Linked DNA regions of Homo sapiens: regions 1 and 2 are each linked to region 3. Evidence: read pairs that join two places in POLR2A ChIA-PET (ENCODE). Cell type or tissue: MCF 10A. All regions are shown on one strand. Links, peaks and the distances in the headings refer to the core of each region. The heading gives the core; the rest is flanking DNA.

The links. ChIA-PET counts read pairs that join two places held together with the same protein. Peaks named below come from ENCODE experiments on the same cell type or tissue, not always from the same donor. Only the 100,000 strongest peaks of a DNase experiment are listed, where the experiment ranks them.
Region 1: POLR2A ChIA-PET joins it to region 3 with 7 read pairs; 2 of 35 experiments call an interaction of 5 or more read pairs at or near these places.
Region 2: POLR2A ChIA-PET joins it to region 3 with 5 read pairs; 2 of 35 experiments call an interaction of 5 or more read pairs at or near these places.

What each region holds. Positions count from the first base shown.
Region 1 is chr20:39,770,127-39,780,188 of GRCh38, forward strand. LOC105372614 (a long non-coding RNA gene) reads left to right here. Exons shown (of 6, transcript XR_936714.3): 5 at 1,619-1,721. Among named protein-coding and RNA genes, the nearest start is that of LINC01370, 230 kb to the right of the region's middle. In MCF 10A, for the core only: no CTCF peak of the experiment used is centred there; a DNase peak (open chromatin) is centred at 5,115.
Region 2 is chr20:39,722,164-39,732,225 of GRCh38, forward strand. No RefSeq gene overlaps it. Among named protein-coding and RNA genes, the nearest start is that of LINC01370, 280 kb to the right of the region's middle. In MCF 10A, for the core only: no CTCF peak of the experiment used is centred there; no DNase peak of the experiment used is centred there.
Region 3 is chr20:39,844,273-39,854,334 of GRCh38, forward strand. No RefSeq gene overlaps it. Among named protein-coding and RNA genes, the nearest start is that of LINC01370, 160 kb to the right of the region's middle. In MCF 10A, for the core only: no CTCF peak of the experiment used is centred there; a DNase peak (open chromatin) is centred at 5,599.

The DNA of each region.
Region 1 (10,062 bases), core at 2,992-7,991, 74 kb before region 3:
TTAGGGAAAAAAGTCTAAAAAGACTCCTTAGGGGATGATAATAAGAAACACTTGAGAAACACTGGTTCAGATGCATATTTTCATCGTCTTATTTTCCTTCAGCCTGAAGTATTTCCTTTATTGTGTCTTGTGGTGTAACTTTACCATCTGTAGGTGGTAAATTATTTCAGTGTTTCTATGTCTGAAAAAAACTTTAGTTTGCTTTCATATTTGAAAAATACTCTTGCTGGGTATAGAATTCTACATTGACAGTTTTTTACCCCTTTTATTACTTTAAAAGATTGTTGCACTGTCTTTTGTTTTTCTGGTTTCTGACATAAAGTTCACTGTTATCCCTAAACTTGCTCTTCTGTGTTTAACATGTCCTTTTTCTTTGTCTATTTTGAAAGTTTGTACTCATCACTTGTTTTGAGAAATTTGGTTATGCTCTGCTTTGGGTTAGTTTTCTATGTTTGGTGTTTATAGGGCTTTTCAAATCTACATATTTATAGTTTTAATCTAACTTGGAAACATTTGGGCAACTGTTTCCTCAATTTTTGTTTTCTTCTCCTCTTTTGGGTATTCCAATTTAGTGTATATTAGATCTCTTAAAATCGTCCTATAGATCACTAATGCTTTTCTCCATTTCTTTTTTACTTTTTTAAAGTATTTGATTTTGCATCATTTCTATTACCATGTCTTCAAGTTTACTAATGTTTCTTCCAGTTATATCTAAGCTACATACATCATAGATCTTTCTCTCAAACATTTTACATTTTACCAATAATATTTTGGTTTATATTTATATTTGTCCTGTCTCTACTTAATTTTTAAACATATGAGAAAAATTATACATCCAATGTCCTTGCTTACTAATTTTAATATCTGTGCTGATACTGGGAAGTTTTAATTTATTGATTTTTTTCTTATTATTTTAGTTTTTGTTTGCATACTTGGTAATTCTTGATTGTGTACCAGATATTGTGAAGTTTGCATTTTTGGATGTTTGATGCTTGCATGTGTGTGTGTGTGCATGTTCTTAACCTTTGTTCTGAATAAGGTTACTTGAAAACTGGTTCTCTAGAATTTTGTGTTTTAAGATTTGTTAGGGGAGACCAGAACATTGTTTATTCTACGACTAATCTTTCTCTAGTACTGAGGCAAGAACCTATGCTGAGAAAAATATGAGCATTTCTTTGAATTCATTAAGAGAGGGTGTTATTATTGATCAGCCGTGTCAATCATGGAGAGCAGATGGAAGAGGTAGCACATGTACCCATTATCTGCATTCTATATTATGTATATTCGTGTAATAAAGAACCAAGAATGATTACCTTGGAATTTTCCCAAGATACTGAGATACTCCAAGTAGGGGGGCATCAGGGAAGATGACTGAGATTATTACTCACATTTTAAAATAAGTAAGGTCGAAGAGGCTAAATGACTTTTTAAATTCAATGAGACTTCAATGCAAGAACCAGGATTTGAATTCCATTTAACCCCATTTTTAAATAGCCAATTTAATTGGAGAGATGGAAGCAAAATGACAGACAATGAAAGTGATATTGGGGCTTCACAAGACTATTTCACTGTCCCTTAACTACATTATGTAAGTTGCTGTGTCATCTACCCATTCTAGGTGAGGACCACACGTGGAAAAGGGAGGCTGAGAATGTAAGACATCAGCAGAGTGTGGATCTGATAGCTGTGTTGGGACTAATGGAAGATAGATGGTTTGAGAGGTAAGGAGATGGCTGGGCACTGCTGGGAATGTTTTGAAGGCACATCTGGGCTAAACAGGGAGTATCATGAATGATTAGCAGTATTTGCTTTGAGCTTGGTGAAATGAAGGTAAAGGAGTGTAAATAAAGGCCATTATGTTAACAACCTAGGCTTCTTTTCACAAGATCATGACAAAGACCTTGGTGGATAAAATCTTGCTGGTTGTATTACTTTTTTGTTTATTTGCAGTTAGTTAGTTTGAAATTTCCTAGGTGAAACCATTTCCCCTTATTGCAAATATTTTTCATGGGACTATTGATGTCATTCTTCCACTCCCTTGCAGCAGGATGGACAGATAACCACAGAACCCACCAAAATTCTTCTCTGGAAATGATGCATATATATATGCAGGCACATAAAAATATTTATATAGAGATATATATCTTTTCTATATATAATACACATATTTTATAGATAAAAATATTTTATCTATAGAAATATACACTTTTCTCTCTATATATTTATTAATATTTAAATTATATTTATATGTTAGAATATATAGAGAAATATATATAGAATATATATAGAGAAAATACATATTTTCTATTTTCTCTATATATTATTTACATATTATATATAGAAAATATATATATTATCTATATATTTCTACATGTATTCTATATATTTCTGTATATTATATATAATTATATATTATATAGAAATATATATCATATATTAAAATACATAATGTATATTCAAATACTTTGTTTTTATATATAAAATACTTTTATATAACAGTATTTCTATAAAAATAAATATTTTATATATTTCTATATATCTATATTTCTATGTCTAGCATAGAAATATATATATTATTAAAAATATGTAATATATATTTTTATAGAAATACTTTGTTTTGGTTTGCTGAGCTATAAAAATATGTCGGGGGCTAACAGTGAGCATCTCTTCTAGTTTCATGGTGAAGATGATGATGGTAAAGGGTCTGGACTGAGCCACACTTGAAAGATAACAAATATACTTGAGAATCTCAATTGAGCCATTCCTGAAACTAACATGAACTTCCTTGTTATATAGGCCAAACAATTCCATTATGTTCTTAAACCAGTATCTCAGTTTGGTTTCCCCAGAAGCAGACCTTGAGACAAGGATTTAAGTGCAAGTTCTTTATCTTAGAGATAATACTAGGATATAATAGTATGAAAGAAGAGAAGCAAAACAAGGAACAGAAGACAGTCACTAAAAGTCTTCTTATCCAGGCAGTAACCACAATACATAATTGGAGCGTAATCTCTTTGGGAAACCTTAGGAGCCAGTATAAAAATGTGTCTGCAGATTATCCCACCTGTGGAGAGAGGGGTTGGGGGTATCTATGTACTATGCCCTTTAGTCAGTTATTGAGTTGTGATCCCAGGAGACATCAATTCCTGGAAGTTCTGGCTGCCTTGTGGGTGGGTGGCAGCATGGGCTCGTAGAACCAGAGGAAGCCCTCAGGCAACGAAATGCAGGGCTGGCCAATTTAAGTTGGGCTAGTGTGGACTGAGGTGAGGGTGAAGAGACATGAGTGTCGCAAAGGCGAGGTCTGTCGCAGCTTCACTGAGTTGAATTTCCATCACCTGCAACAGAGAGTGCTGGGAGAATTCAGGGCCCCTCATGTGCTCTCAGACCTGATCCATGCCACCATCCAGCTTTGTAGAGAAGGCAGCACTGTTTCCCTTTCTTGAAGGATCACCCTGCCCTCTAGGTGGCATATGTGTGTACCCCAAGATCTAGACACTGAGAATGGAACTCGGTAGCCTCTCTGCGGAGAAAGACAAACCCTTATGAAGATCAGATGAGGCTTTCATTGCAGGAGGCCTTATACTATTTACCCACTGACAACTTCTTTCTCATGAAAGTTTGTTTTCAGGGTTGTGCCCTGCCTAATGTGATTTGTTTATTTTTCTTGAGTGAGAACCAGCTTTGGCTTTTAGGATTTGGCCTCAGTTGTATTTCCCATTAGTCATTTTCCCTGCAATAAATGTTGTTGGCTGTAAAGTTGGAGTCCTTTTAGCACAACTGGGAGGGGCTTGAGGCTCCCAAATATTGGCCTTTTTCTAGAGGAAGCAAAAAGAATAGCATGAGGTAAAGAAGAGTGTCTGAAGTCAGTAACTATTGTTTTGATATGCTTAGATTTTACCCCCACATCTTATTCTTTACCCACCCAAATCTTTGACACTAGAACATGAGAAGGAAAATAAGGCAGGCAGGCAGGAAGTGATGGTGGTACAAAATTAGGCTGGAGTGATGGGCAGGAACCATCTCCCTTAGTTCTAAGATCAACCCAAGGAAGGTCATGTCCTCAAGGAAGGATGGATCATTCCCACATTCAAACTGTAAACACCATCATCTCACTTTTTATAAAGGCTTTCTTATGAGCTCCTGAAGTTGAGCGTTAACTGGTAAATGTGATCGTGTACCACATTCCCCCTCCTCTCTTGCCCCAGACCCTGCCAACACTACAATCTTCATCAGATCACACCCAATCAGAGAACACTTAGTGTAGATACTAAGAGTTGGGGGTGCATTGTTCAAAATCTCTGATCTTTGGTAAAGTTCACTCATTAAGTCTGTTTTTTTAAGCATCTGATCCATTCCAGGGACCGTTTTAGACACCTGCAATAAAGTGATGAAAAAGAAAGACAGTCTCAGTCCTCAAGAAACTTCTGTTCTGATTAGATAGGCAGAAGACAAATAAGAAAGACATTAATTCAATAGTTATGCAACATCTCTGTGCCTTAGTTTCCACCAACATATGTGAAATGGAGTCAATAAAAACACCCACTTTGTGTTGTAAGAGTTAGATGACCTAAGATGGAATCGATGGAAGAGACCCTCGCTTATTCATCATTGCTCCCTGTGTATCCATTCTCTGGTAGAGGCTGAATTCTAAAGATTCTGGTCAGCAAAGCCCTAAATCTGAACATGCTTGAATCAGATGAATTCTGCAAGGGACTGGCACAGAATAGGGAACCCTTCTTGTGCTCTGGACACAAACCCTAAGCCAGGTGTACCTGGACATCATTTTCTAGGATGCACAAAGGGTCTTCATTCATTAATGCCTTGCACATGTCAGAAGGGAAGAGAGGCTTTGGGCCTCAGCCTTGCCATTCAGACCCAGCTCCTTACTGGTACAACCCTTCCATATCCCTTACTTCCAGGGCCTGGGAGCATGGTCTGCAATGCCCAATCATGTCTGGATGTGCCTCCAGGTTCAGACATTACTATCCCTGCTTTTTCTGGTTTTCATTTCCTTTTCTTGTGTGCTAGGCTTTTGAAATACATATTGCAGCCACTTGTTGCCCTGTTTTCTAAGCTGCCTTGAACTGCTGCCAGAGGCTGTTGCCAGAGGAGCTAATGACTAAGTCACTCTCCTTTTGGCCTCTGGCAGGACTGGAAATCCACTTGGGGATGGGGTAGCAAAGGCCCAGCCATCCTGAACCAATCAGGAAACCACAATAAAAGTGCCGACCAGGGAGTCAGTCACTCACCCTCAAAGCTCAGCGCTGAGCTCAGCATGGAGGTGTCCACGAGGCTGGGGATGCTCTAGTTTGCTTCTGCAGAACCACATCAGAAGCAGAGACTCAGGCACAAAGGCAGGACCTTCAGAGAAGCCTTGGGGGGTATCCCAGGGTCAGCAGGAAAGAGAAACTCACTGTGTTTCTGAGCCAGGAAAGACAGAGAACAGCAAAGAAACTCCAGGCTGTGAGCCAAAGACGGCAAACCCAGGTGAAGTAGATTATGAATAACAATAATAAATAATAGTTAACAGCTATTTTGAACTTACTTCATGTAAGGCCTTATCCAAACACTTTTAAAGTCCTACCTCATTCAGTTCTTCCAATAACCCTGTCAGATAGGCTCTATTATTTTTCTCACTTTCAGAATAGGAAACTGAGTCACAGATTTAGTTTGCAGTGGCCCAATGTTGTCCCAGTGATTCCCTCTTACAGGACAATTGCAATCCTCTTGGTTAGTAATCCTGATTTCAAAATGCATTTCCCAGTTGGTTTATTTGTTCAGGTGTATCCAGCACTTGTACTGAGAGCTCAGGATAGAGAAGATAAGACAGTCCTGGTCTTTGTCTGGCTGATTCTGATGGCCACAGCATCTCCAGCCACCCATTTTGACCTGTTCTTGTTTTCACCTTTGCTTTCCATTATTTATGGGGGTTTATAGTACAGTAAACCATTAGGTTGGTGCAAAAGTCATTGTGGTTTTTGCCTTTAATTTCAATGTCAAAAACCACAATGACTTTTGCAGCAATCTAATAGTTTCTATTTTCTGCCCATCTCCTACACCTTCATCTCTCTTGGATTTGCCATCACCTAGAATGTGCCTCTTCCCTATCTACCAATTTTGCTCTTTTGAGTTCTGCCTGTCCTCCAAGTATCACCTACAGTTTCCAATGTTGCTGCCTTCATTAAGCTTTTCACAAGAACCCCAACCTCAGGTCTTCTCTCTCTCCTCTGAACTGAGGGGATGAACACTTTGCAGCAAGTTTAGAGATTTTTACCTCATACTTCCTTGCATTGTCCATTTCCTTTATAACTGAAGAGAAATGGCCGTATCTTATCACTCTTTCAGTTTCTTCCATATGCTATTATGGAGTAGTTAAAAATAGCTTATGGATTAAGGAAATAATTTAACAAAAAGGATATGGTGGGCAGCTTCTAAGAGGGCACTATGATCCCCACCTCCTGGTATTCACGTCATTATGTAACCTTCTCCCCTTGAGTGTGGGCAGAACCTGTGACTTTCCTCTAGCCAATACAATACAGCAATACTTATAGGCTGCCACGTCTATGGTTAGGTTATGTAAAGTTGTGAATTCCATCTTGTTAGTAGACTCTCACTGGCTTTGAAGAAGCAAGCATCCATGTTGGGAAGGCCTACCTGGCAAGGAAATGAGGGCAGACTACAGCCAAGGAGAAACTGAGGCTCTCAGCCCCACAGCCATTAAAGAACTGAGTTTCGCCATCAACTCCATGAGGTTAGAAGCAGATCCTTCACAGTGCAGCCTTCAGATGAGACCTCAACCCTGGCTGACGGTTTCAGTTATACTTTGAGACACCCTGAACCAGACAGCCCATGTAAACTGTGCCCTCGTTGCTGACCCACAGAAATTACAAGATGATAAATGCATGTTGTGTTAGTCCATTATATTTGTGGTAATTTGGTACACAGTGATGGATAATACAGGAAGGTTCAGCAGACAAAGCCTTTTTGGAAGAATTCAAATGGATTGAAAAGTATAACTAAGGAAAGCAAGAGAGTGAGGTGACATTTGAGGCTGGGGAAGTGTGTGAGCAATGGCTTTATGGAATGTTCACAAAAGAGTTCCAGGCAGACCTGGAGATGTAGACAGGAAGCTAACTGGGGAGGCCTTAAAGCAAAAAGAAGAAAAAAAATACCAAGCCAGAAGAAAGAAAAATGGTGACAATGTAGAGAAATTGTGATAGTGAGGGGATACCTCCATGAACATTGAGAATGAGAGAAGACGGAGATGCTCCATTCATACCAGATGGCCTTTACCTTCGTATAAATGCAGGTTCTCAGGTTATCTGCTGAAAGCAAGAGAGGAAGAGGGCTTTTTAGTGTAACAATACTATTGATGACAATAAGTCACCATTTTACATCTCACTTAGGCCTCACAGCCTCCTTATGAGAGGTTTTATTTCCATCTACACTTTGTAGATAAAGATTAAAACATTCAGAGAGATTAAGTTACTTGCTAATTGTCATCCAGTTCAGAAGTGGCAGAATTTGGAAACAAACTCAGATCCTAGAGCCATGGTGTCATACTGAGGTTCTGGAACATTTTTCTGCAGATGCTGTGGGGAACATGCTCTTTGCCAGTGCTGTTTTACTGCTCTGTGTCAAGAGTGCTTTGGGAACAGTGACAGAAAACATGATGGGTTTAGACTCAGAAGGAGGAAGTGGTAGAAAACATGATGGGTTTAGATTCAGGAGGAGAAGGTGGTACAAAACATAATGAGTTTCACCTCAGGAGGAGGAAGTCTAGCAGGAGATAGAAACAGGCAGAAGAGAGGCTTTTTTATTGAGAAGACATGAAGTAATCTAGTGTATCAAGGTAAATTTTTCAGGAGGTGGAAGACAACCAGTGTGTGAAGGTTGTAGCTACTGGAGCATCTGCACACAGGAAAACACGAGCTTCCCAGAGACTTCAGATCAGAAAGCCTAGCTGAGCTGTGAAAGAAGACGGAAGATGAGGGACTGGCTCCAATTATAAAGTAAATCATAGAGTAAGATGGTGAATGGAGATATGTAGGTAAGGGATACAGGAAACCTGTCCACTTCATTCCAATAAACATTGATATACATGCTCATAGATTAATTGAATCTTTCACTGTGATTCCCGGACAAAGCAGTACCATCTCTGAAATAAAAGCCTCTATTTTCTGTTTCCATCTTTATGAGTCAAGCAGTTGTTATCATGTTTTTAGAAAACAAATGTAGGCTTCAAATTCGTAGTTACTCCGGCCTATTCAATGAAAACAACAATCATATGTCAAAATGATACGATGGCATGATGGTTCAGGATGGACTGAGTTGGCATGAGAGTTTACCAAGGAGGATGGAAGCATTTTCCAACTTTCAGAAAAAGAGTGATGGTGTGCTCACCTTTTTGGCATAATCCTGGGGTATTGAGAACCAGCCCTCATGCGATACTGAGAAAACCACTAAGAAGGCAGCTATGACGTTTCTTTCCTATTTTTTTCTCAATGCCTAGCTCTGTGTTTGGTGCCTAATAGGTGACTTATAAAAGCATATTGACAGAATGAATGAGTGGGGAATAACTTTGTATGTTGCTTTGCTCAGTCCCTTTGCAGTCTATTTTAGATAAACATACATTCTAGTGAGTACCAGGAATTAGACAGCACATATGCAGTTCAGAGACTGAGGGTCTGAGAAGTCCAGACTCCTCTCCCAGCTCTCCTCTCCACTTACAGAGGAAACCAACCTCCTCTTCTCCCCCCACCTCACAGAAGAGGGAGGCCAGCTCTAATGGCCTTGGCCCCAGTTTGCTTGTATAATTAATGTGGGATTTTTCCTCCTCTAGTAAAAAATGACCTTGTCAAACAAGAGACGACAAAATCTTGGTTACTGAGCAACTGTGGACTCCCTGCTGGGATGGCATCCTGGGCCTTGCAAAGAGAAATCTAATAAAATTGGTGTCAGGGGCTCCCTGGGTGCCAGTTCCCCTGCTGCCTGACCCCACAATCCCAATTTATTAGCCAAACCCAAGAAAGCAGACAAACCTCACTGGCTCCAGACAGGAGACTTCCAAGTGGGAGCTAATGTGGGGGCTGGGGCTAGGCTTCAGCAAAAATGACAAGGGAAATGACAGGAGGTGCCAGCCGACCAGGGAGCCTGGGGAAGCCTTATTCAGAGCATCATGCTGCCTTGACAGGGCCGGTTTCAACTTGGTAGAAGAATGTGTTAGAATGGCCCATTGGGAAAGGAAGTGTTTTTTCTCTCTTTGTACTGTTATTTGCAGGGCCATGGACAGCATGTCTTGCATTAGCCATGTTCCTGGGAGTCAGCAGGCGTCAGTAGAGGAATAGCCAAAGAAAAATATTTGCATGTGGAGTTTTCATTTTGTAAACTGAGCACTTCTTCAAGTACAAGAGAGTTTTAAGTGTACAGTCACTATTTACCCTTCCACACAACCAAAACTCCCTGCGATAGGAAACACTGATTTGCATTGTACACTAGCTGCACTCCTTATTAACTAAATGATCTTGGGAAAATTTCTTAACTTCTTCACCTATAAAATGAGATAACAGTACTATTCTCATAAGGTGAGGATTCAAATATGAGAAAAACAGAATAAACCCACAAAACGATAGCAAGTCACTATACCAGCAAAAATCAGCTAGAAAAAGAAAGTCTATTTCAAATAGCAATGAGAACTCTAAAATGTCTAGGAATTGTCTTAACAAATAATATATAAAGCCTATGGGGGAAAGTGTCAAAACTCTAATAAAGGACATAAAAAACCATCTGATAATTTTAAAGATATTCCATGCTTATGAATGAGATGTCTTAATATTTAAAGTTACCAATTATCTTCAAAGTAAACTATGAACTTAATGCAGTGACAACCTAAATTTCAGACAGATTTAAAAATATCTAGAGACTAGAAAAATGCACACAAATGTATATGATATAAAAATATAAAAGCCCATAAATAGGTCAATTTTGGAAAAGAAGAACAAAAAAGAGCAATGTACTGCACTAAATGTTAAGATATATTACAAAGTCATAGAAGTGAAAACA
Region 2 (10,062 bases), core at 2,341-7,340, 120 kb before region 3:
TTAAAGAATGTTGCTGTTTCCAGTCGGATGATTCCTACTGACTGGGACGCTCTTACTTGAGCTTGTCTAACTCCTGCTCCATTCTTACAATTAAAGTATAAAAACAAACAAACAAACAAAAAACAAAAACAAAAACAAAAAAACTTGGTGGGGAGATGAAGCTTCCATTCAGGCTGCTTGCAATGCCCAGGCCCAACCTCAAATTAATGTAACTGCAGACCAACTTTTTGGGGTTGGTGGATGGGCTGGTTTAGATGCACAACTGGTCATACAGGATGATGCCATAGAACAGCTTAGAGGAGTGTGCATTAGAGCTTGGGAAAAAATCACTTCAGGTGGAGAACAATACCCTTCCTTTAGTGCTATAAAACAGGGACCAAAAGAACCATACATTGATTTTATAGCTCGGTTACAGGAGTCTCTTAAAAAGATGATTGCAGATTCGGCTGCTCAGGATATAGTGTTGCAGTTATTAGCTTTCGACAATGCTAATCCCGATTGCCAGGCTGCTCTGCGACCTATCAGAGGGAAAGCACATTTAGTTGATTGTATCAAGGCCTGTGATGATATTGGAGGTAATCTGCATAAAGCTACTCTGCTAGTACAGGCCATGGCAGGACTGAGAGTGGATAAGGGAAATACTCCATTTCCTGGAGCTTGTTTTAACTGTGGGAAGCATGGTCATACTAAAAAAGAATGTAGAAAAATTCTGCGAGTCAGGCCACCAGATAGGGGAAAAAAAAGAAAACTGTTGAGCCTGAAATATGTCCAAAATGTAAAAAAGGAAAACACTGGGCTAGTCAGTGTCACTCTAAGTTTGATAAAGATGGGAACCCGATTTCGGGAAATGCCACGAGGGGCCTGTCCCGGGCCCCATTCTAAACTGGGGCATTTCCAGCTCAGGCCATTCCCTCACCCCTGTACAATGTCTGTCCCCCACCACAGCCAGTAGTGCCGCAGTAGATTTATGCTGCACAAAAGCTGTGAGCCTTCTGCCTGGGGAACCCCCGCAAAAGATCCCAACAGGAGTCTGTGGATCCTTGCCAGCAGGGACAATAGGATTACTTTTAGGAAAGTCTACTTTAAGTTTAAAAGGCATACAAATACATACAGGAGTCATTGATTCAGATTATAATGGGGAAATTCAAATTGTTATATCTACTTCTGTTCCCTGGAAAGCAGAGCCAGGAGAGCGCATAGCACAGCTCCTGACTGTGCAATGTGTGGGAATAGGAAAAAGTGAAATTAAATGAACAAGAGGATTTGGAAGCACAAATAAACAAGGCAAAGCAGCTTATTGGGTAAATCAAATTACTGATAAACGTCTTACCTGTGACATAACTATGCAGGGAAAGAAATTTAAAGGTTTGGTAGATACAGGAGTGGACATTTCAATCATTTCTCTACAGCACTGGCCATCCGCGTGGCCAATTCAACCTGCTCAATTTAACATAGTTGGAATTGGTAAAGCCCCTGAAGTGGGATCAAAGTAGTTATATTTTGCATTGCGAAGGGCCCGATGGGCAATCTGGGACTATTCAACCAATTATAACTTCTGTACCTACAAATTTATGGGGAAGAGATTTATTACAACAATGGGGAGCACAAGTTCTAATTCCAGAACAATTATATAGCCCTCAAAGTCAACATACAATGCATGAAATGGGGTATGTCCCTGTTATGGGACTAGAAAAAATTTGCAAGGTTTAAAAAGTTCCTGCCAAAGATTAGGATATCATTTTTGATGGCAGCCATTGTTAAGCCTCCAGAACCTATACCTTTAAAATGGTTAGCAGATAAGCTAATTTGGATAGAGCAATGGCCGCTAAGTAAAGAGAAACTGGAGGCTTTAGGTATTAGTTACTGAACAATCAGAAAATGGGCACATAGCTCCAACATTTTCCCCTTGGAATTCTCCAGTTTTTGTAATTAAGAAAAAAATCAGGTAAATGGAGAATGTTAACTGACCTAAGAGCCATCAGTTCAGTTATACAACCTATGGGAGTATTACAGCCAGGATTGCCTTCTCCTGCTATAATTCCAAAAAATTGGCCTTTAATAGTCATAGATTTAAAAGACTGTTTCTTTACTACCCCTTTAGCTGAGCAAAATTGTAAATGGTTTGCATTTACAATTCCTGCAGTAAACAACCTGCAGCCTGCTAAGCGTTTTCATTGTTTTACAGATGGGTCTAGTAATGGTAAAGCTTCTTATTTTGGCTCAAAAAGTAAAGTTTTCCAGACATCCTATACTTCAGCTCAAAAAGCAGAGCTTGTAGCGGTAATTGAGGTATTGACTGCTTTTGATATGCCTATTAATGTGATTTCTGATTCTTCATACATGGTTTATTCCACACAGTTAATTGAAAATGCTCAGTTACGATTTCATACAGATGAACAACTGATGACTTTATTTACCCAATTGCAAACAGCATTTAGGAGTACAATGCATCCTTTTTACATCACTCACATTAGGGCTCATACACCTCTTCCAGGACCTTTGACTGAAGGGAATCAAATGGCCGATCGCCTAGTTGCTAATGCAATATCTAATGCTAGACACTTTCACAATTTAACCCATGTTAATGCCTCTGGTCTCAAACGCAGATACAACATTACCTGGAAAGAAGCTAAAGCTATTATCCAGTGATGCCCAACTTGCCAAATGGTACATTCCTCATCTTTTACAGGAGGAGTTAATCCTCAAGGATTGGAACCTAACTGTCTTTGGCAAATGGATGTCACACATGTTCCTTCATTTGGGAGACTAGCTTATGTACATGTATGTGTGGACACCTTTTCTCACTTTGTCTGGGCTACATGCCAAACAGGAGAGTCTTCTGCCAGTGTTAAACATCACCTTTTGCAGTGTTTTGCGGTGAAGGGCATTCCAGCTTCTATTAAAACAGATGATGCCCCAGGTTATGCTAGCCAAGCCCTAGCTACATTTTTCTCTATGTAGAATATTAAACACATTACTGGTATCCCATACAATTCTCAAGGACCAGCCATAGTAGAAAGAATGAATCTCTCCCTAAAACAGCAGTTGCAACAGCAGAAAAGGGGAGACAGAGAGTATGGGACCCCACAGATACAACTGAACCTAGCATTATTAACTTTAAATTTTTTGAGCCTGCCCAAAGGATAGATGTTATCAGCAGCTGAACAGCATCTACAGAAACCAGCTGCAAAGACAGAAGCAGAACAACTGATTTGGTGGAGAGATCTGATTACAAAAACTTAGGAAATAGGTAAAATAATAACTTGGGGTAGAGGTTATGCTTGTATTTCTCCAGGCAAAAATCAACAGCTGATTTGGATACCACCAAGACACCTGAAACCTTATTATGAGCCAGATGCCAAGGAAGAGATTCCGGGAGGATCCCGAGTACTCCCCGGTTGCAGCCATGTCAAGACTGATGCTGAGGAGGACCCCAACTGTCACAAACAACACATGTCAAACACAGCCACTCATCTGGGGACAGATCAAGAAGCTGCCACAGATGGCGGAAGAAAACCTGAGGAAAGTGGGACAACCAGTCACAACAAGTAATTTAATGGTAGCTATGATAGCAGTTATCACCGCTGCTGTGAGTATTCCTTCAATAAGGACTGACACAGAGAACGATTATACTTATTGGGTATATTTATCAATCTTGGCTGGCAACAATGCCTGGATGCAATCACTCTATGTCACAGTTACACATGCTTTCTGATCTCAGTATTTACCATAATAAATCTGCTCCTATAATTGAGGCATACCGCCCTCAAAAACCTATTTGTAAACAGGATTGGACCCAGTTAGAAAAAATGAACGTACTTGTTTAGGAAGATTGCATTGCAGAACAGGCAGAGGTGCTGCACAACAATTCCTATGGAATCATTATTAACTGGTCCCCTAAGGGGATGTTTAGCTTGAATTGCTCCTCTCAGTCCGCGTCCCACGGTCATGCTATGTTCAGATAATCTGAACAAAACGGTCAGATGGTAGAAATAATAGAAGTATGGCAAGAGTTCCTATTATCTGGAACCATGTCGGTATAGTGGCACCTCAACCTCAAATGATATGGCCCACTCTAGGAGCTTAACATAAGGATTTGTGGAAACTATTAAATGCACTTAATGAGATCAAAATTTGGAAAAGAATAAAAAAGCATCTAGAAGGACACTCTACAAACTTGTCTTTGGATATTGCAAAATTAAAGAACAAATATTTAAAGTATCCCAGGCACACCTGACCTTAATGCCAGGAACTGGAGTCCTTAAAGGAGCTGCAGACAGATTAGCAGCCAGTAACCCAATAAAAACACTTGGAAGCTCTGTGATTTCAATGATGATTGTGCTTTTAATCTATGTTGTTTGTCTTTATGTAGTCTGCAGATGTGGATCCTGACTCCTGCAAGAAGTAGCTCACCATGACAAAGCTGCCCTTGCTTTTATTGATTTGCAAATCAAATAAGGGGGACATGTTGGGAGCAAGCCCCCCAAAATCTGGCCATAAACTGGCCCCAAAACTGGCCATAAACAAAATCTCTGCAGCACTGTGACATGTTCATGATGGCCATAAAGCTTATGCTGGAAGGTTGTGGGTTTACCTCACAATGAGGGCAAGGAACACCTGGCCCGCCCAGGGCAGAAAACTGCTTAAAGGCATTCTTAAGCCACAAACAATAGCATGAGTGATCTGTGCCTTAAGGACATGCTCCTGCTGCAGTTAACTAGCCCAACCTGTTCCTTTAATTCGGCCCATCCCTTCATTTCCCATAAAGGATACTTTTAGTTAATTTAATATCTATAGAAACAATGCTAATGACTGGCTTGCTGTTAATAAATATGTGGGTAAATCTCTGTTCGGGGCTCTCAGCTCTGAAGGCTGTGAGACCCCTGATCTCCCAGTTCACACCTCTGTATTTCTGTGTGTGTGTCTTTAATTCCTCTAGTGCCGCTGAGTTAGGGTATCCCTAACCAAGCTGGTTTCGACATTTAGGGAACCTGGTCATGGCTGGGTATGGCATGACCATGAGCTTTGAAGGGGTGTAAAAACCTAGCACTTATTCTTACCTCTTTTGGGTCTTTGAACCTATATTTATGGTAATGCTGGCTAGTGTTAACAGATACATTATCTGTGTTCTATCATGGTATATGTATATGTCCCATCCACATCAAGTTAAATTGGTGAAGAGGTCTGCATCTAGTTACTAAGCATCCCAGGCTGCCATGGGATTTTATGATTTTTAGGATGTGGATTCCAAGGGTGCTCTGTGTGTGAATATTCACCCACCAGATGAAGAAAGAGAAGGATAGATAACCTCATAGGAGTTTTATAGGCTAAGCTGAAAGAGATCTGCATTAATGGCCTAAATTTTATTAACGAGAACTGGAAGCACCTAATTGCTAAGGAAGGTGAGGGATGTAATCTACCCGTGTGCCTAAGAAGAAAGGGAGCTAGATTTCAGGAATGCTTAGCAGCCTTTGCCGTAGACCTCATTGAGAAAGGAAAGAAAGACCCTATATCCACCCACTACCCATCCCCCCAAAATATACAAACAGCAAGACATATGAGAAAAATGCTGGTCATTTTGGAGTTTTACATCATCCTTCAAGCCACAGTCCCTAGGATAAAAACCACTGATATTCCAGTTTCTTAGAGAAAAGGATCAGATCCTAAGTGATGGATATTTGCCAACATCATTTGAAAGCCTCTTTAGCCATAAGCAGTACTTAGTTGCAGAGACTGAGAATTCATCTTTGGGAAGATAAGGGAGGGAATTGCTACTGGCATCACCTACATATGGCTGCCACCTGCTCAGCATCTCCAGGGCTTACCCAGGGATATCATTGCTATAAGGATACTTGAAAAGGTGAAAACAACTTTGGAACTGGATAACAGGCAGAGGTTGGAAGAGTTTGGAGAGCTCAGAAGACATGAAGATGAGAGAAAGTTTGGAACTTCTTAGAGACTCGTTAAATGATTGTGACCAAAATGCTGAAAGTGATATGGACAGTGGAGTCCAGGCTGATGAGGTCTCAGATGGAAATGAGGAACTTACTGGGGACTAGAGCAAATGTCACGTGTTATGCCATAGCAAATAACTTGGCTATAAAGTGCCCTTGCTCTAGGAATCTTTGTAAGTTTGAACTTTATATTGGTGAGTTAGGTTATCTGGCAGAAGAAATTTCTAAGTAGCAAAGTGTTCAAGACTTGACCTGGCTGCTTCTAACAACTTATGCTCATATGTGGGAGTGAATGAATGATCTAAAGTTGGAACTTAAAAGGGAAGCAGAGCACAAAAGTTTGGAAGATTTGAAGCCTGGACATGTGGCAGAGAAAGAAAAAGATTTTTCAGGAGAGGAATTCAAGCAGGCTGTGGAGCAACCACTTGGTAGATAAATTTCCATAACTAACAGGGAGCCAAGTATGGATAGCCAAGACAAGGGAAAAAGACACTGAAGGCATTTCAGAGACCTTCAGTGAAGCCATTCCCAACACAGGCAGAGAGGCCTCTTGGAAGGAAGAAGGGTTTCATGGGTTTGGTCCAGGGCCCTGCTGCCCTGTGCAGCCTTGGGACATTGTTCCCCACATCCAGGCTGTTCTAGCTCCAGCCTTGTCTCAGAGGACCCCTGGTACTGCTCTGGCCACTGTTTCAGAAGGCACAAGCCAAAAGCCTGGAAGCTCCCATGTGTCGTTAAGCCTATGAGTGCACAGAGTGCAAGAATGAGTGAGGCTTGGGAACTTCTGCCTAGATTTCAGAGGATGTATGGGAAAGCCTGAGTGCCCAGGCAAAAGCCTACTACAGAAAACCTCGCAAAAAACCTCTACCAGGGCAGTGTGGAGGGGGAAATGTAGGGTTAGAACCCCCACACAAAGTCCCCACTGGGGCACTGCCTGGTGGAGCTGTGGGAAGGGAGTCACTGACCTCCAGACCCCAGAATGGTAGATACACTGGTAGCTTGCACCCTACACATGAAAAAGCTGCAGGCACTAAGCAACCCGTGAGAGCAGTCAACCGGAGTGGAGCTGTCCAGGGCTTTGGGAATGCACCCCTTGTACCTCTGTGCTGTGCATGTGGGAAATGTAGTCAAAGAGCTTATTTTGGAACTTTAAGATTTAATGATTGCCCTGTTGGATTTTGAACTTGTGTGGGGCCTGTAGCCCCTTTCTTTTTGACCTATGTCTCCCTTTTGGAATGGGAATATTTACCTAGTGATTATACTTGCATGATAAAATATCCTAGGAGTCAAATAACTTGTTTTTGATTTTAGAGGTTCATAGATGGAAAGGACTTGCCTCATCTCAAATGAGACTTTGGACTTTTGAGTTAATGCTGGAATGAGTTAAGACTTTGGAGGACTGTTGAGAAGGCATAATTATACTTTGCAATGTAAGAAGGACATGAGATTTGGGAGGGGCCAGGGATGGAATAATATAATGTGAATATTTGTTACCACCCAAATCTCATTATGGAATTATAATCCTAGTGATGGTGGGGCCTGGTGGGAGATGTTTGGATAATGGGGGAAGGTCCCTCATGGTTTGGTGCTGTCTTTGTGATAGTGAGTTCTCATGAGATCGAATAATTTCAAATGTGTGGCCCCTCCCCTGTCTCTCTCTCTCTCTCCCCCACCCCCCACTTGCTCCTGCTTTTTTCATGTGACTTGCGTGCTCCCTCATCATCTTTTGCCACAACTGTAAGTTTCCTGAGGCCTTCCAAGAAATTGAGCAGATGCCAGCGCTATGCTTCCTGTAAAGCCTACAAAACTGTGAGCCAATTAAACCTCTTTTTTTAAATAAATTACTCAGTCTCTCGTATTTCTTTATATTGTAGTAATGCAAAAATGGCCTAACACTTTTATGTTTTCACTTCATTTGTGTAGTTAATTGGTTGTAAGGTAAGCATGTAGTTTAATTTACAGGAAAATATCCAAATATTTTCCAAAGCAGGCATATAATTTCTCATCCCAGTAATCAAAACGTAAGTTCTAGTAACTGTATCTTTGCCAAGATTTAGTATTGTCTTTCTTCTCCTGCCTCCATATTCTCAGAGGTATGTAGTGGTATCTCATTATGGTTTTAATTTGCATTATCCTAATGATTAATAATATAGAGCATCATTGCACACTTACTTGCCATTTGCATATCATCGTTGGTTAAATATCAGCCTAAATCTTTTGCTCACTTAAAAATTTGTTATCTTTTTAAAGAGTTCTTTATATATTCTGGATACAAGTACCTTATTAGATTAATGTGTTTGAAAGTATCTTCTCCTATTTTGTGGCTTGTTTTTCATTATTGTAACAGGGTCTTATGAAGAGCAGAAGTTCTTATTTTTAATTAAAGTCCTATTTATCATTTTTTCCTTTTAATGGCTGTGCTTTTAGTGTTGTATCTAAAATGTCTTTGCCTAACTCAATATCACAAAGATTATCTCCTATTTTTTTCCTAGAAGTTCTATGAGTAGAGGTTTTAGGTTTACATCTATAATATATTCTCAATTAATTTTTTGCCGGTGGTGCAAAGTATGGATTACAATTTATATATTTTTGGATATGATGCAATTTTTCCATGGGTGCGTTACCTTTTTCATTTTGTTAGTTTTGTACCTTTGTTTAAAAACATCAATTGTCAATATATGTATGGGTCTTGGTCTGACTTACTTGTGATCCATTAATTTATGAGTATATTATTTCATTGATAATACAATGTCCTGGTTATTGTAGCTTTATAGTAAGTCTTAAAATTAGCCTGTATGAGTACTGCAATTTTGACCTTTTTTCTAAAATTATTTTGGTTATTATATTCTCTTTGCATTACCATGTAAATTTTAGAATCATCTTGTCAATTTTTACAAAATACCTTGCTGTGATTTTGATTGAGATTGTACTGAATATAAAGATTGTGAGATGGGCAATTGACATCTTAATACCACTGAGTCATCCAGTCTATTAACATAATAGGTCTCATTTATATAGGTATTCTTTGACTTCTTTGGTCAGTATTTTGTAGTTTCCAGTGTACAGATCTTGTATATATTTTGTCAGCTTTAACCTCAATTTTTTATGTTTTAGGGACATTTTTTCTTTTTTCAACTTTAATTTCTAATTTTAATTCCCAAATGTTCATCGCTGCAATACAGAAACATAATTGATTTTTGTACATTTAATTTGACCATGAAAACTTGCTAAACTCATTTATTAGTTTTGGTATGTTTTATGTAGCATATTTGGGATTTTCTGAGTAGACAAACATACTGTCTGAAAATATGACAGTTTTATCTGTTTCTTACCAAAATTTATAGTTTCTATTTTTTCTTGTGCTCTAGTGTGAATTTGAATAGGAGTGGAGAAAGCATGCATCCTTGTCTTTTGCCTAATTTTAGTGGAAAAACTATAGGTATTTGTAGCCTCTCTAAATTATGTTGAGAAGGTTTCCATTTGGTTTTAGTTTGCTGAGTTAAAAAAAATCAATTATAGATTTTGAATATGTGGAAAACTTTTTCCTGCTTATATTAAGAAACTCATATTGTTTTCCTTATTTAATCTGTTCATATAATAAATTTCATCATTTCTGTGATGAGCCTTACTCGGTTGTTTTGTATTATCTCCTTTTTATATTGCCAGATTCTACGTGTAATTTTTTTGAGGATTTTTAAATGTATGTTCACAAGAAATGTTTTTCTGTGATTTTCCTTTCTTAGAATGCTTTTGTATGGCTTTGGTAGTATTAGGGTAATGCTGGCCTCATAAAATGAATTGGGGAGTGTTATCTCCACTTCTATTTTCTAAAAGAGATTTGTGGAATTGGCATTATTTATTCTTTAAGTGTTTGATAGAATTTTCCAGTGAAATCATCTGGTCCTAAAGTTTTCTTTCTTGGAAGATTTATAGTTATTAATTAATTATTTCAATTGATTTAGGACTATTCAGTTTATCTATTTCTCCTGGAATGAACTTTAGTAGTTTGTATCTTTTAACGAATTTTACCATTTCATTTATTTATAGACATAAGTTGTTTTTAATATTCCCACATTATTTTATATGTAGAATTTATACTGATATCCCTTTT
Region 3 (10,062 bases), core at 2,586-7,585:
GAATCCAGAGATGGGAAATGAGAAAGACATAAAGAAGCGAGTTACAGAGAATAAGACAAAGGGTGGGCATCCAGGAAGGTACAAATAGGTGGCACAGGAGAAAGGGCAGGTAGCAAGTTGGTATTAAGAAAGTCTGGAAGCAGGTAGAAGGTGCCAGGTCATATGAAAAATGTGTTTTGGCAATACCTTAATGGTGCTGGGTTGGCCTTGTTATGGAAAACCATGGATTCTGAGCAAGGAAACAAAGTGAGAATCTCACCATGTGAACACCAGACATAGCTGCAAGAAAGAAACGGCATCAGAAATGATGCAGACCCAATACCACTGCCAAGTCATAAAGAAATCGTTTGCCTGATGCTGGTGTTGGCTTTGAGGCTGAGGCTGGCTGAGCCTGCAGGAGTGAGCCATGGGTACTCAGAAGGCTGCAGGCATGGGGTTAAGTGGGGAAGCGACATTCTCTCCTCTTTAGTCCCTACACCTCTGCCTTCTCTGGAAGCATTATCCTAATTTTCCCCAAATCATTCACTCTGGGCAGAGGCCAGATTGCAAATACCTGGGCATGAAACTATCCTTTACCTGGGTAATTTCAGGGGTAGGAGATCTTAATTTACTTTCATTTTCTTCTAGATCACCTCACCTAGTGGGCCAGAGAGTTGGGCGACCTGGTTTCCAATCCCCACTCTGCTGCTCACTAGCAGTGCTACCCTGGGCAAGTTACTCGACCTCCAAAAACTTCCATTTCCTCATTCATAAAATAGGAGTAACAATTAAACCTACATCATTGAGTTAATGGAAGGATTAAATTACCGAAAGGCATTTATCCTGGCCCATAACAATTTCTACACTCACTCTTATATTCAGCAAATATTTATTGGGCACACCATAGGAAACAGACACATTTTTAACACTGAGAATACAGTAGAGAAGAGTAACAAGTCCCTGCTTTCATAAAACTTTTATTCTAGTTGAGGAAGAAAATAATAAGCAAAGACAAAAGATGTGATATGTCAGGTGATAAAGGTTATGAGGAAAAAATAAAATAGGCTAAAGCAATAGAGAGTAATGGGAGTGCTCTTTCAGCTAAAGCAGCTAAAGCCTTTATGGAGGAGGAGATGTTTGAGCAGAGATGTGAGTAAGTGTGGGAGTAAGCTATGCACACTTGTGCAGGAAGAGGCTTCCAGGCAGAGGAAACAGATGTGCAAAGGTCCTGAGGCAGATATGTGCTTTCAGTATGCAAAGATGAAGCAGCAAGAAGACTGGAGGGGCTGAAACATAGGCAGAGAGGAGGGAGTGGTACCTGCTGAGCGAGAGCAGGTGTCCTAGGCAGCCATGATAAGGACTTTGGATGTTATTCTGAAGGAGATGGATGAGAAATCATCCGAGGAGTCTGAAAAGAGCAGCTCCACGACCTGACTTACAGTTTGTAGGAGTAGCCCTGGCCACTGTGTAGGTAAAAATGGGGCCTCTAAGGAGCTCACCGTAGTTATCCAGGGGAAAGATGATGAGGATAGTAACAACCCTGCCTCATATGAATGTCACTGGGACAAGTTAAGGTCACAGGAGATGGTGTCGTCCTATGTCCATCATAGGAACTCTCTTATTATTTCTCTGTCTCTCCTTTTGCCCCTGTACATATGCAGGATTCCTGCCCCAGCCTTCCCAGTCCTTGTATAAGAAGCACTCTGCTGCTGTCCACCTGCAGAGCCAGTGCTCTGACATCAGGGAATCAGTTCAGCCTTAGGAACTGGTCCCTGTGTGCTGGTGCTAATTACTGGAGATGTGGATTCCAAAATGCAGTGTATCCTGAAAGTCTTGGGCCCAAATGCAAAAGCTTCTCCTTATCTATGGAGCACCTTTCTGCCCATTCTCCTTATTGCCCCTGGCCTATTCACTTGGTGGTCAGACTGACCTTACTTGTGGCCTGAAATTCCAGAGAGAAGGCAGCAGGGAGAGGCTATTTTTGATGTTTATTAATTCTCAAAATGCTGGGTTTTGAGACCCCACTACCCCTACCTCAAAGGTGATGCCACGGACAAATCAAATTAACAAACAAAGGAAAAGGTAGAGACGGGTGTGTTCTAAAGACAATATTCTCTGAGAAGATGATAGGCAGGCTCTAGACTCATCCTTTAGGCTGCCTCCCTGACCTCTCTGGTACCCATACTTTTGGTCATAAGCTGTCTCCATCTTCACAGGTTTGCTGCAACAGAAAGGGGCTCATGTCAACTTCCTCAACACCTCCTGAGACTGTTAAACAGCTGGCAGGAATATGAGAACAGGTCCATTCTCATGAGGTTCACTAGATTTACTTGTTTGTTGCTCTAAGAAGCCATCACTCAAATTTCTGCAATGCAACTAGTTAACGTGTCCTTCCATACAGCTTTCTGAATATCCCCCAGCCTTTCTCCCTCTGCTCCCAATGCCCTGGTGAAGATGTGGCCTTATTATCTCTGGAATAGGTTAAGGTACCAGCCTCCTGAATGTTCCACCTGCCATCACTCTTGCCCCCTTTCCAATCCAAACCTGAGCAAGTGCTCTTCCCACTTCTCCCCACTTTTTTTTTTTTTAATTTTCCAAGGGCCTTGGAAGAAAGTGCAGCTGTGTGACTTGTCTTGCATGTCACCACTCTACTGTGAGACATTCTGCAGTCCCACTAGAATCTTCAGCTCCCTGGAGAACGCTGCCCCCATGTACACTTCCATACCTTTACACATGCCCTCTCTCCTGTCATTTTTATGACCTAGCATCCAATTCAAAAGTCATTCTTTCCATAAAGTTTTATATCAGTATCCCAGAAAGTGAGATTGCTCACTCCTCCAGGTACCCCATTCATTTTTTTACCTTCATTTCAGATATCCCAAATTATTTTCTAATTATCTCTGTGTGTGGCATTCTCCTTCACTGGTGCATCAATTCTTTGAGGGCAGTGACTCTTTCATGCTGCCATGCACTAAGCATTTGGTATTGTTGATTTCATCCTAAGTAGATCTAGAAAGATCTGAGGAGAAGAGGGTATAACGACACAGTGAGTCACACCTGCAGTAGGGAAAGAAAATCCCAAAGCACATGATAATAATGTTTGCAAGTTTTTCCTTAATCTTTCATGTATGTAAAGTGTGTCGCAGATATGGACTCACTTGCCCTTCACATAAGTCCCATGGGGAAGGCATTTTTATTCCTGTTTTGCAGATGCCAAACTGAGTCTTACGTAGAGGGGCTAACTGAATTGCCCAGTGTCTCACAAGTCAAGTGTGGTGTGGGAGCCAGAATTCAAAGTTCACTCCATCCCACTTCAACACATGAGTTCTTAGTCACTATAGAAATGTGCCCTCTCGCACTGGGAGATGTTGACCTGTTGGCCTATGTATGATGAGCTCTGAGGTTGGGCTTGCAATGACTTGAGGAATTATGTCGAAGCGACTGCAGCAGAGGCTACAAAGTGTCTGCCTCTGATAGGGTTTGCAGACTTGCTTCTCTGGGTTGTCAACCATTTAAAGCACAAAATGAGGAAGACTTACATGGCTTGGCCCAGTACTTTGTCTATAATCCCAAATTATACTTAGCAACCTCACCATCCAAGCCAGAGTCCTTTCTTTAGAGTTTTCAGGCACAAAAGGAATCATGATTAATCAGTAATCATTATCAACGCTTAATTTTGCCCTGGTCCTGATTTGGGGGCAATTATTTGTGGTTGAAAGTAGTAAGCAGAGGCAAAGTGAGCAAAGATAAAGTCACCAAGGTTCTTTGAGCAGTTTATGGACTTCTTTTTCTCAGGAAGCCCTTCAAGAAAAGCATTCTATAGTCCACTCAGAACTTCTTTTGACCCTCACGTATGTATTCAAAAAACACTCATTGATACCAAATCCTGTTATAGACACTATAGCTATGGTGACAAGCAAGATAAATTATGAAATGCTTATTATACAGGGAGAGACAAAAATATAACCCAGTAAAAATTATGAAATATAAAATAATTTTGCATTGCAATACGTATTATCAAAAATATTTAATAGGAGGTAGGGAGAGAAAATAATGAGGATTGCTTGACTTTCTATAGTGCATTCAAGGGAGTCTTCTTGGAGGAAGGGTCATTTAAATGGAAGCCTGAAGATAGAACAGAAGTCGGGTATTTGAGGATTGCGGGAAAGAGGGCTCAAGATATGGGGAGCCAGAAACAGGGATGGAGGCTGCGGAATTAAGGAGCTTGTGTACGTCTGGAGTGCACAAGATGAGGATGGTAGTAACACTGTCTCCAAAATTTAATTTTGAATACTATGGTTATGCATCCTGAGTGATCCAGGAAAATTGCCTTCTTTCTCTTCTCCTCAATCTCTAAGTACCTAAACTAAGCCTCCTCCTCTTGCAACGTTTTATCTCTGGTGTTCATGGGAGTTGAGAACACACCATTGGAGAATTTCCTCAGTTCAAAGACACCAGATCAACAAAACAATCTGGATGTTAACCCTGAAGCCAGCCTACAATAATCAGGGCTTCTGGCTCAGGTTCACAATGAGCAGGAGACCTCTGCCACCTCCAGTGCTACCTCTTTGTAAAACCTCAACAAGCTATTTTATGTGAAAATATTAATCACTGCTCATTGCAGCGTTCAAAATCAGTCAAGGAAGCCTCTTTGAAGGTGGTGACGTAGGGGTTTATATAAGGGATCAGCTGATGGAAAGGAGAAAGATGCGCGTTCCAGAGAGAAGAAACAAGCTGGGTAGTTTTGCAAATGGTTTATGCCCATGTGGAGACACGCCAGGTTAGAGCAGGTCTGTGTGGGAGAGAAGTTGTGGTTAGGGGCATGGAATTGGACAGAGACCAAAAACATGGGTCCTAGAAAGTCAAATTGGAGGACTTTCATCCTGCAACTCCACCCTTTCCTCTCTTTTTTTCTTCGAAATTAACCGGACTTATTTCTTATTCTCCTCATGGGAGATTTCACAGCTATTATTTCCATTTTCTCAATAGCTTTGGGAGGTATAATTATCCCCATTTACTAGCTAAGGAAACTAAGGCTTAGGAGGGTTCACTGACAGGAGCGGGAGCAGCTTGGGCTCATGTCACGTGTCTTCATAGTCAGCACATAGCTTCATCTGTCCTATCCTGCACCTGCTGTGTCTTACTGCATTTAGATTGCAGCCAGCTTTCTCTCTGTCTCTTTGAATTTCAGCACAGGTAGGTACTGCACTTACCCATTCTTATAGATGGCAAACCGAGGCTCAGAGATGTTAAACCACTCCTCCAATGTCACATTGCTAGGAAGTCGCCAACACATTACTAAACCTGGGGACATCTGCTCTTCAGGGCAGCACTCCGTTGCCTCCCAATACCCAGTAGCTGTGATTGTTAGATGATGATGATGATTATTAATAGAGTTATTGCTTTTGGGGCAACACTAGCAGTGCAGCAGCGAGCAGGCTAGCAGGGCCCAGGGCAGCTTGCTCGGCCACATCTGCCCTGGAGCTGCTGTCTGCTGTGCACCAGGAACCCGCCGAAGCCTGAGAGCTGTCAGCACAGATTCCACCAGGGAGCCAGCAACGCCCCTCACTTCCTCAGGCCTCTCTGAAATCCAGCCAAGGAACAGGCGCTGAGCTCACAGTCAGATAGCTCCCGGAGCCTCCGGCCCTGGGCACGGTGCCCTAGCTGGTGGAGATGGAAACAGCAAGGCCCTTCTGACTCAAAGACTCCTCATTGCCCCTGACACCTCAGACTTAAAACCCACCATCACTGTCATTCAGCATCCACCCTGCCAGGCATGATGCAGGGAGAGAGGAGGGGATAAAAAAGGGAAGGGCCGTACAGAGCCAGGGCAGAGGGAGGAACCGAGCTGGAGAAAGCATTAAGGACCCACTTGTGAAAATCCTTTGGAGTGCTGAGGCTAAAAGCCCATCTGGGTGGGATCAAAGGGGAGCCCCCAACACAGCCCATGACTGGAGGATCAGCAACTTGCAGGCCTAGTTAGGCCTTGATTTCCCTTTTTCTCAGCTTTTGAGGAGAACTACAGTCACTGCCTGAGAAAATGCAGCCTCAGGACACAGGATTCTAATTCAGTGCCTGCACAGCCTTCCAACCAGAGGCCTGCAAATGGTAGAGTCGTCCATCTGGATCATTCTGCAAATTGTGAGGTCAAATTGCATTAATAAAAAAAAGCATTCCCCTTTTAATTCTCTTTCTCTTTCAGTTTCTCATCAGATTGGGATGAGATGCAGAAATGCATCAGATTGGGAAACACACCTAATCCTTTGCTAAGCTCCCTTTTAAACAACAAGCCCAATCTCTGGTAGGCAAGGGTGTCTTGGTAAAACCTAAATAGAATTGCCTAGTTTCCATTATACTCATTTTGACAGTGAATCCTTTAGAATAGGAAGTATTTCTTGTCTAAAGTTTCTGTTTAGATCCTATACATGAAGTTTTTAAAAGCAAAAGGAAATCACAGCTCAGCCCTTTGCAGATACTCTGAACATCTTGAGGAGAGGCAGGGACAACCGGAGGTAGGGAAACGGGGTCTCGGATGACAAGCCTCAGCTCTGGGAAAGTTCTGGAGGTGGCAGGACAGCCAGGCCAGAGTTGTCCGGTGGAGACTTGGCTCCTGAAGCCAGCGGGGCACCCCTGAGCAGCAGGCCTTTCTCAGAGCAAACATCAGTCTCTCTCCTCTTTGTCCTTAATGACCACAGCTGGGTAGGGGGGAGAGGCTTTAACTCCCAAGGAGGCTGTTTGTATCCAGCCTGCGAGGAGAGGCCTAAATTGGCATTCCACATCATAATAAAAAAATTCCCAGCAATTATTAAAAGATTCTTATCTCTTGCTCCCTACATGGATAATGAGTTCCTTCTCTGCTGGACTGAGACAGGCTGTCTCTGCTCTCACTTAATGAAACAGGACCAAGTTTGCAAATGAGCTTGCCCCGTCTCTCCCCTTAACCTCTGCTTGTGGAGTTGTACATCAAACCTTCTGGCTTCTGTCTTTCCTTATTAACAGCCCGTAATCTTAGCAGGGCCCTTGCCTTGGCACTTCCTCTTTGCATGTACAGGTCTGGTTTTCACTGGACCTAATGACTGGGGGTTTGCCTTTGTCTTTCTGGGACTGAAGTTTTAGGGGATCCAGGTGCTTCTGGTTTCATCAAATAAGAAGGCTAATGAACAATGAGAGAGGGGAAGAAAGAGAGGGAATGTGTGTGTGATTTAGCTGAAAAAAAAAACACCAAAAAAACAAAAAAACACTACTGCTTTCTCTTTGGGAGACATTGGTGCTGGAACCTGTATTTAGCAATGGTTCTGTTTGAAATCCTCTACCCGCAGCTCTGAGTTCCAGGGATTCATTTCTTTCCCCAAATCCAGCCTACTTTGCGGGGTAGGATCAGGTCAGCTGAGTCATCTTAACAAAAGTCACTGCATTTTACTTTTCTAAGTCACCCCTCTTGGCCTTCCAGGGACTTTCCTTTATTTTGACACCATTTCAGCAAAAACCATTGAACAGGGATAACTCTTTTCCGTGGAGTATTTGACTGCTTTCCTCAAAGTCTCCTCTACTCCTAGGGAAGGAAGGAGACTGTGAACATGAGTTGGAGCAGGCAGTTTTATGGAATAGGTTGATCCGTCAGGCCTTTTGTGTGTGTAGGCTATCTGTCTCATAGCATGGGAACTGATGGACTCTGCTCCCAGGACATACTGGTGCTGTTATCTGGTGAAGTGCAGCTGATACTTTAGCTCTGAGATGAATTTTACTTGGGATACGACCAGCCAACGTTTCAGGAGAGCTTCACTTACTCTTTCAGGTGCTGTTCTAGTTGTCTGTTGCTGTGTAATAAAGTGCTCCAGAACCTAGCCATCTTATTGAACAACCATCTATTGTACCTCATGATTTTGTGAGTTAGGAATTCAAACAGGGTTCAGTTGGGCTGTTCTTCTGCTCCTTATGGCACTGGCTGGGGTCTCTAGGTTTTATTCAGCTGGTGACTGGCTTTGTCTAAAGCTCCAAGATGGCTTTGGTCATGTGCCTGACACCTTGGGGAGGATGGGTTCTCTTTGAATGCTGTACTTAACTGGGTTGCTTTACATCTTTATATTCTCAGGGCCTCTCCAGTGATCTTCCAACAGCTATTAGACTTTGTTTTCTTTTGAGATAGGTTCTCACTCTGTCACTCAGGCAGTGGTTTGGTTGGGTGAGGGGTAGGATGGAAGTAGCATGATCATAGCTCACTGCAGTCTTGAACCTCTAGGTCAAGGTGTTGGACTTCTTAAATGATTGTTCAGGTATCCAAGAGTGTATATTTCCAGAAATAGGAAGTGACAGCTGCTGGTCTCTTGCAGCTTGGGCCTCGAACCTAGAGTACATCACTTCTGCTGCATCCTGTTGGTTACAGCCACCATCAAACCTGCCCAGACTTCAGGAGAAGGAACATACATTAGGAGTAAGAACTTGGTTGGTTCTCAGTCTAATGCCTACGAAAAAAGGTACCAGCAACACAGAAGTTCCTTGAAGGATGCTAAAACTTTTCTCTTGATAACCATGACTGAAGATTAATGCTTTAGGGATAGGCAGGGATGCTGAATGAGGCCAGCTTGCCAGTCTCTATATGACCTCAAGTTTAGAAAGTGACAGTGACAGAAGCATAATTTTGGATACCCATACATGTTAAGGGAAACTAAGATCCACAAGCCGATGAAGATGTGGTCTGGGCTTCATCTTTGCTGCCTGCCAGAGTAGCTCAGGGCAAAAACCTTAAAATGATGCCAGCCTCTTTTGCCAATTGCCCCCCATAGATGGTCCCTTGCAGCCTGGGAAACAGGGAAACCAAGAGTCACGGATGTCATTTACACCAGAAGAGTCAAGCCCTTGGAAGAGCAGCTGCCTTCCTTCCTTTGCTATACCAGGAGCTCCTGGGAGTTACAGGAAGCTCCAGTTACCACTGCCTCCATCAGACGGGATCCTTCTTCAGGAATGCAAGCTTTGACATTGCATCTCCAGTGGCAGTCTCTTCTGTACTCCCAGCACTTAGCATGTAGGCCCTGGAGGAATCCAGAAGCAGTGGCTCCTTCCTTCCTACCAAGGCAGGAATGTTAAGTCACCTCTTCATGACTATACCTCTGCCCCCCATTATTGTTATCTCTCTTTCCAGTCACAAGCACTCCTGAGAAATAAACTTCAGATACGATGTGCACTGACTCTCCTTCCATGTTTTTTTCCAGCTCAGCACCTGAAGTGCCCATTCCATTTAATTATTCTCTGAGACACTGAAGATGGGAGGAGGCTATCTTTAGTGGATCCCAAATCTAGCTTTGCATAACAAATAACCTGTGAAACTTAAGATTAAAAAATACAGGTTCCCGGAATCTCCTTAAAGAGATCCTGATTCAAGAGGATGTCAGGGATTCGTATGTCCCCAACTCCTCCCTGGTCATTTTGATGTGAGCCAGGCTTAGGAACCACTGGCCTGTGTATTTTATTAACTCTGAGGGATGCAGGGCCCGCATTTCAAAGGATGGGGCCAATTAGCCCTCCCAGTTGGTAAGACCAGCTTGATTATTGAGGAGGCAAAGGCCTGGGGTGTGTTTTCTATAGTTAGGACCTGACCCATGACCTCAGCCAGCTGCCTTGCAAATGCCAGTGGTCACCAGGGCAACCCAGCCAGAGAGGGTTAATGATTCAGAGCAAATGCATCTTCACAATTAGTGTGGGAGGAGAGGGAAAAGAAACTCTCTAACTAAGAACAGGCCATGCTGAATCTGTCACCTCTGAACACCATCATCTTTTATTCTGAAAATATGTAGTAGACACTGATGCCTCCTTTGCACTTTGGATGAAGTTTAACACTGTCTGCCATCTCAACAATGTTACCTACTCACATCCCTTTCTTCCAAAGACATCTTTATTAAAACAAAGATGAAATAACGCACCCATGTAAAACAGTGGTTAAGACATAAGTTCTGAATTTAAAGGCCTGGAATGAAATCTTGGCTCTGTTATTTGTGAGTGGTGTGTGTACAAGCAAGTTAATAAACCTTTCTATGCCTCAATTTTCTCATTCTGCAAAATTCTGATAAAATTGGTAACTTTTTCTTA